Regions from separate parts of the Homo sapiens genome. Here region 2 is linked to region 1. The links are chromatin loops, found by intact Hi-C in ENCODE. Cell type or tissue: IMR-90. All regions are shown on one strand. Each heading gives the region's core, and the rest is flanking DNA. Links, peaks and the distances in the headings are about the cores only.

What was found. Peaks named below come from ENCODE experiments on the same cell type or tissue, not always from the same donor. Only the 100,000 strongest peaks of a DNase experiment are listed, where the experiment ranks them.
Region 2: a loop joins it to region 1, with 2.0 times the contacts of the local background. A loop is called at or near these places in 4 of 110 quality-filtered maps.

Annotation. Positions count from the first base shown.
Region 1 is chr6:148,933,197-148,937,593 of GRCh38, reverse strand. The region is part of intron 2 of UST (uronyl 2-sulfotransferase); the gene reads right to left. Among named protein-coding and RNA genes, the nearest start is that of UST-AS1, 29 kb to the left of the region's middle. In IMR-90, for the core only: no CTCF peak of the experiment used is centred there; a DNase peak (open chromatin) is centred at 1,673.
Region 2 is chr6:148,883,323-148,887,719 of GRCh38, reverse strand. UST (uronyl 2-sulfotransferase) reads right to left here. Exons shown (of 8, transcript NM_005715.3): 2 at 691-734. Among named protein-coding and RNA genes, the nearest start is that of UST-AS1, 79 kb to the left of the region's middle. RefSeq lists a silencer at 3,132-3,181. In IMR-90, for the core only: no CTCF peak of the experiment used is centred there; DNase peaks (open chromatin) are centred at 2,019 and 2,329; H3K27ac peaks cover 145 bases.

The DNA.
Region 1 (4,397 bases), core at 85-4,084:
TCCTGAATTGTTTGGGTAATCAGCACAGTAGCAGGCTTAGTATCTATCTGATTCTTTTTACTAATAACCAAAGATGTTATTTACCTTTAGGCTATTGGGTAATTCATTTTTTAAAAGATGTTAATTCTAATTGTTTTATTAGTTTGTGGCAAGCTTCCAACTAATAGTTTGAAAGTTTGTTATTTAAAAAGAACGCGTCTATAAGAACAAAACATCCTGTGTCATTTCTGCAGCTGGGTCTACGATAATAACTTGAGATAAAGGAGGGCTTAACATCCTCACAGTGACGGTACTTCTATCATTTCTCTAAATACCAATACACACCTACATGATATGAACATAAAAGCAGGAAATGTGTTTTCACTAAAATTTCTGGAATCAGCCTTGTGAGTTTTAAAGACACCTAATGCACTACCACAAACGTAAGTAAACCTGTCTGAAATTTAGGGTGGGGTTTTTAATCATTTTCTAAAAGAACCTATGTAATGCATTGAAACTTGCCGAATTAAGCAGCTAAATCAATGTGTAGATGTTGGATACAGTGTTAACAAGAAGCAGATTCCTCCTGTTCCTGGTAGAACTATAGATTTGTTTCTGATGGCCAGGCATGGTGGCTCATACCTGTAATCCCACCACTTTGGGAGGCTGAGGTGGGTGGATCACCTGAGGTCAGGAGTTCGAGACCAGCCTGGCCAACACGGTGAAACACTGTCTCTACTAAAAATACAAAATTAGCTAGGAGTGGTGGCAGGTGCCTGTAGTCCCAGCTACTCAGGAGGCTGAGGCAGGAGAATCGCTTGAAGCCGAGAGGCAGAGATTGCAGTGAGCTGAGATCGCGCCATTGCACTTCAGCCTGGGTGACAGAGTGATACTTAGTCTCAAAAAAATAAAAATAAATAAACAAAAAGAAAATAAGATAGATTTGTTTCTGAAGGTCTGCTTTAAAAATGTTCATCACCTTTTATTTGAAATGCACTTTCTGGAAAGATGGCAAAAAAAAAAAAAAAAAAAAAAAAAAAAGGACTGATTTTTAAGGAGGGAGGGACTGACCCTGTCCTAGGTTCTGTGACATGTAAACCCTTTTCATCCTTGTTTAACAATACAGAATGAAACAGCATAACTGTCTTTTACTCTGGCTGTGCATTTCTCTAAGAGTGTAAATTATCAAATGGCTTAAGTATCATTAGTAGCATCCAAGTAACTCCCTCTGTGTGCCCCCCATACTCCCCGTGGATCACAGATTCCTAACATAATGGAGTTTGAGGTCCAGAAGCAATTTAGAATAATTCATCCATTCAACACCCCCTAGCCACAACTATCACCCTCTATCACCCCCATCTCCAGCCCAATCTGTGTTTGATTTGGATGAAATTTTCCTTTACACTATGTAGATATTACAACTATTTTTACATGAGTAAACTGAAGCCCAGAAATATCATTTGGCATCTTCAAGGTCACAAAGCTAGAGTGACACATAACCACGAAAGCCCAGCTCTCGGCTCTCCTGACTCCTAAGATGACACTTCTTTAATATACAAATCAAATAGTGAAGAGAATTTTTAGTTTGACTTCTGTGACAGAGATCCTCTTTCCTTTTTTATGTCTTGCATGTATCCAACCTCATTGAATACACTGTTTTTCAACAGTCGGCGATCACAACCAGTATCATCAGCCATTACTCAGCCATGACTCAAGTCCCCAGAAGGCTTAAGTGGAACTGACAGGAGCAGATTAGCCTCTCTCTCCTTCCTAAGGACTCTTTCTAGAAAGCTAATGGAAGCCCAGAGTGTCAACGCAGCTAATTGGAGAAGAAGGTGGCAGGATGTATACTTTTCCCTTCCCTCCTTCCCCTGATATATCACAGGCGGTCAAAGTAGACAGCTGCCTCAAATATTGTCAACTGCTTCCACTGGGAAAGGAAAAAACCAAGAAGCAGTAAGTTATAGTAAAATGTATACAAAATCCTAAGTATATTTGGAATGTCTATCAGGACAAGCAAATGCCCTCAAATGATAAACTCAATCACTGTGAAAAGACTTTTAAAGACCTCTTAGGATCAATCTCGAAATCTTCATTATCCTTAACAGATACTTGCAATTGTCAGGCCGAGAACTCTATCCTCTACTTTAATGTTCCTATTATCATTTGCACAGAGAGTTTGAATGCTCACTCTTTCTTTAGGTGCCCTATAGAGAAGTACACATGAAACTCCTCAAGCACCCTCTCCCTCCCCCAAGTGATTCTTCATTCTTGGCAACTGCGGTTATATGAATGTTATGTCTGTGATTTCTATTTTATGGCCAATTTGTAAAAGTGAAGGGGCCTCCAAAATCTTTCATTCTATGAATTATATATTTTTATGCTGCCTGCCTTGTAAGTTCTGCAAATGCCACAAATCCCCAGAGCCTGACAGGCCTGTGTGGAGCGTGCCAGATAAACAGAAATCTTTCCAAGATCCTGAGCACGACAGGAACCACCACCAGATGACATCCACAAGTTCAATAGCTTAGCCCTGGTTTGAAATGGGGAGAAGAGAAGGAAGGCTTTCTAGGTAAAAAGTAAATGTGGTCTGGACCAAGACTTTCATAGTCTATGAGACCCAGAGTCTATAGAGCTCTTCTGGGGATTGGTAATGTTGGAAGAATTAACATCAGTGCTGCTTTTAATTCTCTGCAAAATGATACTTAATATAGTACAAGCTGTGGTTCGCAAATAACTGTATATTCAAATTCCTCACAGAACTTTTAAAAATGCAGATTTCTGGGCCACACTCTAAGACGAACTGAATCACAGTCTAGGATGAGAGTCAGGAGTCTCTCTCTAAAAAGCTCACCAGGGCCCTCTGCCAACTCCATCAGCTTTGAGGAAGTGCTGTCACAGAGGACTCCCAGCTTTCTGTATTAAGTGGCTGAGTGGGTCCTTGAAGCCTTCTGAGGGATTAAGGCTGGGGAGAAGGTTGCCTGCGTGATCCTGGAGAGGAGTTGGGGCGAAGGGCACTGTTGTGTCTTCCTGGGGTCTCATTGTGTGTTGATGAGCTCCACTCACATTTACCAGTCATAATTAACCTCATAAGTATGCTCACACTCTCCCAGGCTAGTTAGAGAACAGGTGTGCTGGTTAACTGAATGTGTAGGTTAACTGAAATTTATACTGAATGTTGTTAAAGCATTAGACCCTTAGCATGAATATTATACTGACTGTGAAATGACTTTGCTTGACGAATAAAACTGCAGTTCATGATTTTTCAGCAACTCCATTTCATGGTTAATCAAACTAACACTTGAAAGAGTCACAGCCAGGGCTGTGCAAGGCCTGAATTCAGGGACAATTCTGTTCCTCACTGTCCATAGGACTGTGAGCAGTTTAAATCCACTCAGCAAATCCTCATGTTAAAGTTCCTAGGACACTGTGGTGCTAGAAGCCAGTCACTTCACACCCTTGAGCCCCAGTTTCCTCACTTATAAAAAGGGGAAAGTTAGGTTATAACCCAATAAATGATATTTTCTTCTGAAGCTATTAAATTAATTTCAGTCCATATTGCTACCAAGATATAATCTGGAAAACGCCTTAAAAGTTAAAACTAGATTTTACCGTGTTTCCTTGTTTGTGGAATATATTCATTAAAGAAACAGAAAAAACAAAGTTCCAGTAATTTGTGCTGATGACATGGGTTCCAACTCCATAGGCGTTCCCAGTTTTATTTTGGACACCTTGGCTGTCCTATTCTTGTTTGGGCTTGTCCCATAATAAATCTACCTTTATCTTCCTTTTATCTTTCTCTTCCTTTCCACAGTTTTAATCATTTCAAGCTTCCCATTTTGAGATCATCGCCAAAGCCTCCCAGAACTCGGCAGTGATTCTCACTGGCCTTTGCCCATCAAACCATCTGAGCCACACACATCTGTTTTCTAATTACCATCATCTCTTCTGCTCCCAGTCTCCTTTCCTCCATTCTAGGGGAGGAAATACACAGAACCGATCTCAGAATTCTATTTCCCCTCATTGCAATCCTCCTGAACAGAAGGCTCTTTCCATCCACAACTCTCAAATGACATCCTGCGTGCTTCTCATTATTCAAGCCCATCTTCTCCAAGAGCTATGCCAAATCTGAACCTTTGGCTTTCTTCTCTTCCCCTGTTCCCACTTGAAACAATTCCATGTGTAATGCTACCTACAGAAAAATAAATATAGCCATAGATCATTTACAAGTCCATCTGGGTCTATCTGTTATGTGCATAGTGGATAATTAATAAAAATAATCTATCTGTTATGTATATAGTGGATAATTAATAAAGAGTATAGACTAGACTATTGGGATGAAAATACGATTATAGTAAGTGCTGTAGAACCAATGCTGTCATATTTATTATTATAAAGGATGCTCTTTCAGTTATCTC
Region 2 (4,397 bases), core at 265-4,264, 50 kb after region 1:
TCAAAAAAGTACAAGGGACATACGGTTAGAATAAAGGGTAATTGCATTGCATGTATTTTCTTATATACAATGATCAATTTGTTCTAGTTTGCTCACTTTTCAGTAGATTAGCATTCGGTTTTCATTGAGCTCAAGAAAGTAAACAGTGTTAGGGAAACTATACTAAAGGATTATTCTGCCCCTTAAGTCAGACAAAACTGCTTACAGGAAAAACAAAAGTGGACTCACAGGCCAGGCCAGGGCAGCCTTGAGGTGGTATTGGCAGGGCCTCAAGTGGAGTATCCCAACCCAGTTAGGCTGGAGAGAACAGGACAGATGTGAGTCTAGCCCCAAAGCCCGAAGGCATGGGGAGGCCGGGTGTGGCTATCACACTGTGGGCCAGCATCGATGCCAAGGCAAATGAAAATGAGGTGCAAACAGGAGAAGCTGCCAGAGGTCTGAAGTCAGTCTCAGGCTCCAATGCCTGGGCAGCAACAGCCACTGATTCAACAATGGCTCCTTCTCCCTGTCATCTGGGCTATCATCATGCTTTTCTGCTTCCTCCTTGTTAGAAGTTAAACATCAATTTCACATATGTCATCTACTGTTTCTTGTGAATGATTCGTGTCCAGGAGAGATCTGTTCTGCTTGTTGGAGGCTGTAAGTAAGATAAAAGAAAAAGGGGACTTATATCACAAGCAAAGATCTTACCTTACTAGGAGGTGGTCCATGGTCATCCAAGTAAGTGGAATTTCCTAGAAAATAAAGGAAAAAGTTGATGAATCCGTTTTTTAAATCCCAAATGAATTTAGTGCAAAGTTATTGAAGATAAGCATTCTAGTTATACAGTATTTCTGCTCAGACAACAGTACCAAAGAAAAATGGGGAATTAATCACTGGTTTGACTGGATTTTGCTGATATTACTATGTTTGATTAATAGTTTCAGCTGTTACAAACATTCTACATACATGGTTATGTATGCACACAAACATACATAACACACACAGTAACACGCACCATTATTCTCACCCATTATCTGCTGAGTTTAGCTTAGACCATTGGTACTCAAATGTTATTGTACTTCAGAATTACCCGCAGGGCTTGTTGAAACAAGACTGCCCAGCCCCAGTCTGAGAACCTGCATTTCTAACCAGTTCCCAAGAGATACTGATGCTGCCGGTCCTGAACCCCATACTCTCTTTCTCCAATTTGTCTTAAAATTGTCTGTTTCTCTTCTCTCTTCAGGCTAGCTTGCTTCCGGAGCTTGATTTGTCTTCACTAATAGCCATTTACTGGCATGTGTGTATTCAGAGTGCACGGCTATTGTTTCCTGATGAATAAAAGACTCAGAGGGATTTGGAAGGGAATTAAAGTTTACTGACTTCCTTTCAGTAGCAGCTACTCTGCTAAGTGCTTTACAGGTATTTATCTATTTAATGCAAATACCAGAGATGGATTAGAAGTGTCCCCTTTTAACAGAGGAGAGAACAGAGGCCTGGAGAAACTCAGTAACCTATGCACAGTCACACAGCTGGTAAACTGCAGAGAGGAGAGAAGACTGGTTTTTCCAGAGCATGTTCAGGCATCTACCCATCTGAAAAGCCTACCTAGAGTCCTTCCTGCCATCTCAGGCTTCTGTGTGAGGCAGGCACTGTAAACATTACCATCTGGAGACATCTGATCACCTGGGGAGCCAAAGATGCAATCAGTATAATCGAAGGCGCCTATCCAAGAGGGGTAACTCTTGTGAGTCTAGGGAAAATCATCTCACCAGAAAAGTAAAAATGACCAAACAAGCTAATGGAATGAAATGTAGAAAATCATGGAACGGAACTGCAAGAATACCTCTAGAGAACAGTAGATGATTGGGGGATAAGGTCAGTGTCTTAGTCTGAGTGGATGAAAGGTGCTTTTGACAGCAGAGAGCAAAAATGACTTAAGAAACTGGACTAAGAAGGGGGAAGCAGGGCTTAAGCCAGGGACAGTTGAACTGGGGAAATGTATCCAAACATAATAAATAAGCGGGTTCTGGCTTATAGGTTTTTCCATACTGAGTCATCATCCTTCCCCTTTTCTTTGTCATCTTCTGATTTATAGCCCACTTGGTGTTCACAGTGGCCATTTGTATATAGTAAAGGAACATCAGGGTCCAGTTTTAGTGTATAAGACACTTAAACACAAACACCCAGCATGCCCATGATTGGGCTATTTTAGGACCCTTTTAAATGTGAACATGATGAACAATTTGTTAGACCTTAATTAATGTACTTCTGAACTCCACTGAGAGCGTGCATGAATAGGATGTAAGATCTATGTTGGATTTAGTAAAGAGGTTATATGAGTCAAAGAATTCAGAAAAATAGCTGCCTGTGCCTAGAGAACTATTTAGAAATATTCTACCACCGTGCAGCTGGTGCGGCTGCCTGGAGCTCCCATCTGCTCAGCATGGGAATATGCCTTCCCCAGGGGAAGCGTGAGAAATCCCAGCACACACCAGCATGTTCTCCAGGAATCAATCTCAAGGATCGAAGACAGCCTCAACAACTAAATATTTCTAAAATACTAAATTTTCCATAAGAACTGAAGTTCCTAAAAACTCCTAAAAAAGAACGATTTAAATGCCTGATTCCTACCTCAAACTCCAGGCTCGGGTACCTACTAACTCCTTGGCACCTCAGCTTGGATGTCTAAAGGCATCTCACACTTCCCCTGTCCAAAACAGAACCCTATTTGCTCCAATTCCATCCTGCAAATTTCTGCCTCCACTGTCTTCCTTATTGGGTTATACAATATATCCCTTCCTCCAAACGTGTCCCATTTTTCAGGCCAAAGCCCAAGAGTCATTCTTGATCCATGTTTTTCCCCTATGCTATAGGTACCAACCCAAAGACAAGTCCTATTGGCTTGGCTTTCAAAATATAACTCAAATCTGACCACTTCTCACCAGTCCCTCTGGGCCATATGAGAGATGCCTTGTGTCTCTATCACCAATTTCCTCTCCTACTCATATAGCAACCAGAGAGATCGTTCAGCCTTATCTACTAGATCATGGTAGCCCTCTGCTTAAACTCAATTTCTCTACACACAAAAGAGTCAGCTCCTCGCCATGGTCTGTAAGGCCCTGCATCACCCAGGCCCCACCTCCCCCTCCATGCACCACTAGCCACCACAGCCTTCTCTGTGGTTCAGAGCACTCCAGCCTCTTGTCAATGAGGGGCCTTTTGAACTGGCTCTATCCTCTTCCAGAAAAGCTCTTCCCCACCCTCTTCATTCAGTCTCTATTCAAATGGAACTTCTTTATAGATGCCCACTCTGAATACCCTGTCTAAAATAGCACACTCATTTACTTGTTTACCGTCTTTCTCTTTCAGCTAGTGTACAAGCTTTATGAGAACAGGGACTTGTGTGACCTGTTCATTGCTTCAGTTCCTAGAACAGAGCCTGGAAAATAGCAGGTACTCAGTATTCACTTAATGAACGAAATACCACATTAACTAACTCTTTATACCAAAATCTTAGCAATGGCTTGTAAGAAGGAACTATTACTAGTACATTAGCCCAGTTTGCTCCTTAGCCAAAGGGTCTGCAATTTTTTTTTTTTTTTTTTGAGACGGTGTCTCACTTTGTTGCCCAGGCTGGAGTGCAGTGGTGCAATCTTGGCTCACTGCAACCTCCGTCTCCCGGGTTCAAGCGATTCTCCTGCCTCAGCCTCCCGAGCAGCTGGGATTACAGGCATGCACCACCACACCTGGTTAATTTTTTGTATTTTTAGTAGAGACAGGGTTTCTCCATGTTGGCCAGGCTGGTCTTGAACTCCTGACCTCAAGTGATCTGCCCGCCTCGGGCTCCCAAAGTGCTGGGATTACAGGCGTGAGCCACTGCGCCTGGCCCAGTGTTTTTAATAAGTGAACAGAAGCACTAATCATGGAGTTTGGGGGAAAAGACCTATTTTAGAGGACACACATTGTGCAGAAGTCCATCTCATAATTTATCCCCTTATAACTCAATGCCATGACTTAGCTATCTGTATGATACTGGGTCATTTTCTTAATTTCTCCGTATCTATCTCTTTTTGTGTAAATGAAGAGAATGATGGTATCCAGGTCATAGACATGGTCTGGGATTAAGTGGAATAATGCATACAGAGCACCCAAGTCAGGATTAAGCACCAAGTAAGCCCTTGATAAAAGTTAAATATTGTGACTGTTGTTACTGTCATTTCTATTCAACCTCAGTGGAAACAGGAAGTCCAGTCTGTTAAGCTTTTACATGGATGTGTAGAATACTCAATGTTTCCATAAGAACTGAAGTTCCTAAAAACTCCTAAAAAGAATGATTTAAATGCCTGATTGCTTCCTCAAACTCCAAGCTCGGGTACCTACTAACTCCTTAGCACCTCAGCTTGGATGTCTAACGG